2 separate regions of the Homo sapiens genome follow, and region 1 is linked to region 2. A link is a contact called in ENCODE Hi-C or POLR2A ChIA-PET data. All regions are on one chromosome and are shown on one strand. Each heading gives the region's core, a stretch centred on a gene start or an enhancer-like site at or near the end of the contact. The rest is flanking DNA. Distances are from core to core; before and after follow the strand shown.

The links. A loop is a pair of places that touch in the nucleus more often than their neighbours do. ChIA-PET counts read pairs that join two places held with the same protein, here RNA polymerase II (POLR2A).
Region 1: a map of breast epithelium shows a loop between it and region 2 (20-fold over the local background). The contact joins the promoter of CCDC124 here to the enhancer-like site in region 2. A Hi-C loop is called at or near these places in 1 of 168 maps with a recorded cell type or tissue (breast epithelium). POLR2A ChIA-PET finds 5 or more read pairs at or near these places in 1 of 52 experiments (AG04450).

The regions. Positions count from the first base shown.
Region 1 is chr19:17,931,252-17,934,388 of GRCh38, reverse strand. It overlaps CCDC124 (coiled-coil domain containing 124), which reads right to left and starts at 1,374. Exons shown (of 5, transcript NM_001136203.2): 1 at 1,341-1,374. RefSeq lists a silencer at 1,212-1,261 and enhancers at 1,342-1,531, 1,552-1,611, 1,758-2,296.
Region 2 is chr19:16,732,583-16,735,822 of GRCh38, reverse strand. The region is part of intron 3 of NWD1 (NACHT and WD repeat domain containing 1); the gene reads right to left. Among named protein-coding and RNA genes, the nearest start is that of NWD1, 14 kb to the right of the region's middle. Within about 2 kb of position 1,707, at least 19 of the 41 ENCODE cell types and tissues checked have a DNase peak (open chromatin) inside an H3K27ac peak, as active enhancers do; they include breast epithelium, where a contact is called at or near this core.

The DNA of each region.
Region 1 (3,137 bases), core at 125-2,624, 1.2 Mb before region 2:
TTTGAGACGGAGTTTTGCTCTTTCACCCAGGCTGGAATGCAGTGGCACAATCTCGGCTCACTGCAACCTCCACCCACCCGGTTCAAGCAATTCTCCTGTTTCAGCCTCCCAAGCAGCTAGGATTACAGGCACCTGCCACCACGCCCGGCTAATTTTTGTATTTTTATAGAGATGGGGTTTCACCATGTTGGCATGTGCCACCATGCCTATCTGATTTTTGTATTTTTAGTAGAGACGGGGTTTCACTATGTTGGCCAGGCTGGTCTCAAACTCTTGACCTCAAGTGATCCGCTTGCCTCGGCCTCTCAAAGTGCCTGGATTACAGGTGTGAGCCACAGTGCCTGGCAATTTCTGCTGTTTAAGCCACCCAGTCTGTGGTATTAGTTATGACAGCCCAAGCTGGAAATACAGACACTTTTCTCTGTGTAGTAAACACTCACTCACTTGCACACGTCATTCAATAAATATGTACTGGGCACCTAATACGTGTGCGATGCTGGGGAAAGAGGTGGCACAAATGAGCTTTCTGCCTGCATGGGACTCCCAGAGAAGAGCCAACACATGCAATCAGAGTCCTAATAAGGACACGCAGGGCGCCGGGGAAGCCCGGAGAGGGCTTCTGACCCAGCCTGGGTCAAAGGGCTTCCTAAAGGAGACATCTAAGGAAAAGTCTGAATGAGTGGGGGAGAGCGCAGCCTGCACGCGGGATGCAGGAGGTAGGCTGGAAAAGGGGGCGATTTGTATTCCAGGGAGATGGGAAGGTGTGGAGGGCGTTAGAGCCGGGAAGCCCAATCTATGGGTCACACAAGCCCTCTGGGGTTAGTGAGGAGGTGGACTCCCCAGATGGCAGGAGCTGGGAGCCCAGGCGGTACCCAGGGAGTGGCTCAGGCTGGGCGAGGGGCACACTTAGAAGCGAATCAAGACCCATGGGGATTAAGACCCCACGGATGTGAAGGTAAAATAACAGAATACAAAATTCAACAATGCCTCCTCTAAGCAGCCCTCCCGGCTATCCCTTTTGAAGTCCCCCACCACTAATCCCCCTACAAGAGGCCGGGGGAGTCCGCGCCCAACTCTGTCCCTCTCGAGACCAGAAGCTGCCTAGGGGCAGTCCGGGGCCAGGTGGCCTCGAACATGCTGTCGCGTCGGGCTTCAATCGTCTAGTCTGGAAATGGGCATCGCCCCCAACTAGGTGCGGTTCAGACTGGACGCCAGAAGTGCTCCTGCCTCCCAGCACCCCTCCTCCAGCCTTCCCAGGGGATGGTCCCAGGCCAAGCAGCCCCCGCCCCGCGCCTCTGCTCCCCGAACCCGGGTTCCGCCCGCGCCGCAGACGCTCCTACCTTCTTACCCCAGCGCCGGCCCGGTCGCGCCTCCGTGACGTCATCATGGGGCCTGCGCGCTGAGCTCCTGGCGGCGCGCACTCATTGCGCCTCAGTACCGCCGCCATTTTGGTAAAGAAAAAGATGGCTGGGCCTCGGACCCAAGCCAGGGTAGTCAGCCACTTCTTTGTCTCTTCAAAAAGAGGACACTTAATACGCCCTCATTCCCTACGCTCATTTAATATGTTGATGAACCAGGAGGGGCGGGCAGAGGCGAAAATCTAGAACATTGCCTTTACCAAGATGGCCGATGCCCGGATGAAAGATGGCAGCTGCGACTACACACGTGGTCCGGCGGCTTCAGCCTGGAGCGGCCCGGCCGCCAGAGCGCGCCCGCGGTCCATGAGGGGAGGTGGACCCAGTATAGCCCTGAGGAAGCCTCTCCGTAGCTCTTCGCAATCCCTTAACGCTTTAAAAGTGCTTTCCTAGTCCTGAGTCTCTGCGTCCCACTGGTGACGCTGGGGCGGGGCTAGGAGAGGGGAGATAAATGGGGCAGAGAAATTAACACACACCGCGCAGTCCAGGTAGGGAAACCGAGGCTCAGAGAGACCAGGAATTGAGTTTGGCCAAAATGTAACCGCGAGTAGGCTCATAACCGCGAGTAGGCTCAAATTCCGTCTCTTGCTCCTGCCAGTGCCTCTTCCTGGATTGCTGACCTGCTCCCCACTTCTGCAATATTATTTATTAATTTTATTTAGAAATTAGGTTTGAGGCGCCAATTTGTCTTAGGCACTATACTTTAGATTTTCTGCATTTACTACTTCTCGGTGTTCTCAACAGTAAAAATGGCAGTATTAGGGGTCTAAGGTTACACTGGTCCTGACTGTGGAGAGGGAAAAGCAAATGCTTTGGGGGCAGTTCAGGTAGGAGTAGTTGACCACAGAGTCCATTCCCTAAAAGGCATCCCCCCAGCGACCTTGCTGGGACCTAAATCCCAGTGCGCGATGCACCTCCCCTGCTCTAACGCCTCCCCTGGGTTCCCATTGTCCCGCAAGACTCCTCCCACCTCCCACCCCATCTCCCTTGGCTTCCCTCACCCTCCCATTAGCTCTCTGCTCAGGTCGCACCAGCCCCCTTCTTACAAATTGCCAGGCGCAGTCTTGCCTCAGGGAGTTCCCCCAGGAATTTCCCAGGTTTTTCCGTGGCCAGTTCCTTCCCTTCAGGCATGAGACAGAAAGGTCTCTGGGTGCAGGGGGCTTAAAGTCGGAAAATCACATGAAAGATTATTATCCTGGCTGGTCGCAGTGGCACATGCCTGTGATCCCAACCCTTTGGAAGGCTAAGGTGGGAGGATCGCTTGAGGCCAGGTGTTTGAAAGCAGCCTGGGCAACATTATGAGACCCCATCTCGACAGAAGATAAAAACATTAGCTGGGCGTGGTGGCATGCTCATCCTCCCATTCAAGAGAATCACTTGAGCCCAGAAGTTGGAGGGTGCAGTGAGGTATGATAGCGCCACTGCACTCCAGCCAGCCTGGGTGAAGGAACCTCTCTTAAAAAATACTAATAAAGGCCAGGCATGGTGGCTCACGCCTGTAATCCTAGCACTTTGGGAGGCCGAGCCAGGCAGATCACCTGAGGTCAGGAGTTTGAGACCAGTCTGACCAACATGGTGAAACCCTGTTTCTACTAAAAACACAAAAATTAGCTGGGCGTGGTGGCACATGCCTGTAATCCCAGCTACTTGGGAGGCTGAGGCAGGAGAATCACTTGACCCCAGGAGGCAGAGATTGCAATGAGCCGAGATCGTGCCATTGCA
Region 2 (3,240 bases), core at 458-2,957:
CCTTCCTTCCTTCCTTCCTTCCTTCCTTCCAGTGGCATGATCTTGGCTCATTGTAAATTTTGCCTAATGGGTTCAAGCGATTCTTATGCCTCAGTCTCCTGAGTAGCTGGAACTACAGGCGCACACCACCATGCCTGGCTAATTTTTTGTATTTTTAGTAGAGATAAGGTTTCACCATATTGGCCAGGCTGGTCTCGAACTCTTGACCTCAGGTGATCCACCCACCTCGGCTTCCCAAAATGCTGGGATTACAGGCATGAGCCACTGCCCCCAGACTGATTTCTTTCTTTCTTTCTTTCTTTTTTTTTTTGGTCAGGGGGACAGAGTCTTGCTCTGTCACCCAGGCTGGAGCTTAGTGGTGCACTCTCAGCTCACCACAACCTCCGCCTCCCGAGTTCAAGCAATTCTCCTGCCTCAGCCTCCCGAGTAGCTGGGATTACAGGCGTGCACCACCACGCCTGGCTAATTTTTTTGTATCTTTATTAGAGATAAAGTTTTGCTATGTTGGCCAGGCTGGTCTCAAACTCCTGATCTCAAGTGAACTGTCTGCCTCAGCCTCCCAAAATGTTAGGATTACAGGCACGAGCTACTGCACCTGTCCTCAAAGTTCATTTCATAGTTGTAACAACATAGTTGGTTGTGCTGTGGTTAGGTAAAACGTTAGGAGACACAGAGTGTGGGGTGTATGGGAACTCCGTACTGTCCATGCGTTTCCTGTAAGCCTAAATTCCAAATTCAGAAGTTTATTTATAAACATTTAGTCGGGCACGGTGGCATGTGCCTATAATCCCAGCTACTCTGGAGGCTGAAGCATGAGGATTGCTTGAACCCAGGAGTTCAAGACCAGGTTGGGCAATGTAGCAAGACCTCATCTCTAAAAAAATAAAAATTAAGAAATAAAAAAGCAAGTTAATTAAAATAAAAAAATTAGAACAGAGGCAGGGCAAAGTGGCTTACCCCTATAATCCCAGCACTATGGGAGGCTGAGGGAGGAGGATCTCTTGAGGCCGGGAGTTTGAGACCAGCCTGAACAATATAGGGAGACATTGTGTCTACAATAAATAAATAAATAAATAAATAAATAAATAGCCAGGTGTAGTGGTGTGTGCCTGTAGTCTCAGATACTTGAGAGGCTGAGACAGGAGGATCACCTGAGCCCAGAAAGCTGCAGTGAGCTGTGATTGCATGCCTGCACTCCAGCCTGGGTGACAGAGCGACACCCTGTTGCAAGAAAAACAGAAAAAGAAAAAAGAAAAAAAAAAAGAAAGAAAATCTTTTTTTTTTTTTTGAGATGGAGTCTTGCTCTATCACCCAGGCTGGAGTGCAGTGGCGCAATCTTGGCTCACTGCAAGCTCCGCCTCCCGGGTTCACGCCATTCTCCTGCCTCAGCCTCCGGAGTAGCTGGGACTACATGCCCGGCTAATTTTTTGCATTTTTTAGTAGAGATGGGGTTTCACCGTGTTAGCCAGGATGGTCTCAATCTCCTGACCTCGTGATCTGCCTGTCTCGGCCTCCCAGAGTGCTGGGATTACAGGCATGAGCCACCTCGCCCTGACAGAAAAGCTTTTTTAAAAAAGGAACTTGGCCATTTTCAAACTGTTGCTTTGAAAGCAAGGACGTGTCCACACTTGTTCACAAAGCTTTCCTTGCAAAGGAGGGTGTTTAGTTTGGCCAGCACTGGACGTACCAAGGTCTCCTTGGCAACCGCACGCTTGCAGTTCATTTGTGCCTGCTCGCCATGGGGAGGCTGGGCAGAACAGCTCAGTTCAGGTAGGCAAAGCTGACCCTGTGGAAGGCTGGGGTGACAGGGAGACAAAGACAACTCGGAACAGTCCCTGCCTCCCTGAATTCTTTAGCACCGAGAGAAAGACACATAGATTCTTAAGACAAGTGGTGAGAGGCCAGCAGTACTCAATGTGACTGGAGGAAGAAAGGGGGAGGAACAATGAGTTAGAGGAGCAGGAAAGGAAAAGGGGTCAGGAGCCAGCCTCTGGAAGGAGCTTGTGCTTCTGGAGGGACCGCCGTCTCCCGATGTGCGTGTGGAGGATGTTGACAGCATCCGCGTCAGAGGACGGGCATGGGCATTAAACAGAAAAGCTTGACCATTTCATCAGCTCTCAGTGCTGATGCTTCCATAGTGCCTTTGACATTGAACTATGTCTCATGATCAATGGTGGGCAGAGTGGAATTTCCAGCACTGCTTCTTTCTTAGTAATAAATATACAAACCATAACGATCATGCATCTTTTTCCTTTTCTTTTCTTTTTTACCCAAAGAGCCACTTGATTTTTTTTTTTTTTTTGAGACAGAATCTCATTCTGTTGCCTAGGCTGGAGTGCAGTGGCGTTATCTCGGCTCACTGCAACCACCACCTCCCAGGTTCAAGCAATTCTCCTGCCCCAGCCTCCCGAGTAGCTGGGATTACAGGTGCGTGTCACCACATCTGGGTAATTTTTGTATTTTTAGTAGAGAGGGGGTTTCACCATGTTGGCCAGGCTGGTCTCGAACTCCTGGCCTCAGGTGATCTACCCGCCTTGGCCTCCCAAAGTGCTGGGATTACAGGCATGAGCCACTTCGCCCGGCCCAGATTTTTTTTTTTTTAAAGACAGCATCCCAATCTGGCACCCAGGCTAGAGTGCAGTGGCTCCATCACAGCTCACTGCAGCCTCAAACTCCTGGGTTCAAGTGATCCTCCCACCTCAGCCTCCCCAGTAGCTGGGACTACAGGTGGGCGTCACCACACCCAGCTCATTTTTTTAATTTTATAGAGACGGGATCTTGTTATATTACCCAGACCGGTATCAAACTCCTGGCCTCCAGCAATCCTCCTGCCTTGGCCTCCCAAAGCACTGGGAATACAGGTGTTAGCCACTGTGCCCGGCCTCATCTTTTAACCAAATGGGACTTTGGTGCAATGAATCATTCTCATAAGCAGCAAGGAGGCAGCCCTCAAGTTAAGCTGAGACTCCAAAGATGTTCATCAGTTTCCACAGGGAAATGTGCAGGCAGAAACATCCCCGGTTAGCCAGGGATAGCGCTGCATGTCTGTAGTTTCAGCTCCTCAGAAGGCTGAGACAGGAGGATCCCTTGAGCCCAGAAGCTCAAGGTTGCAGTGAGCTGTGAGATCACACCACTGCACTTTTTCACTTTTTCTTTTTTTTTTTTTTTGAGATGAAGTCTTGCTCTGTCATCCACTGGACCTCATCTGAAAAAAAAAAAAAAATTCCCTAGCCAGGGATT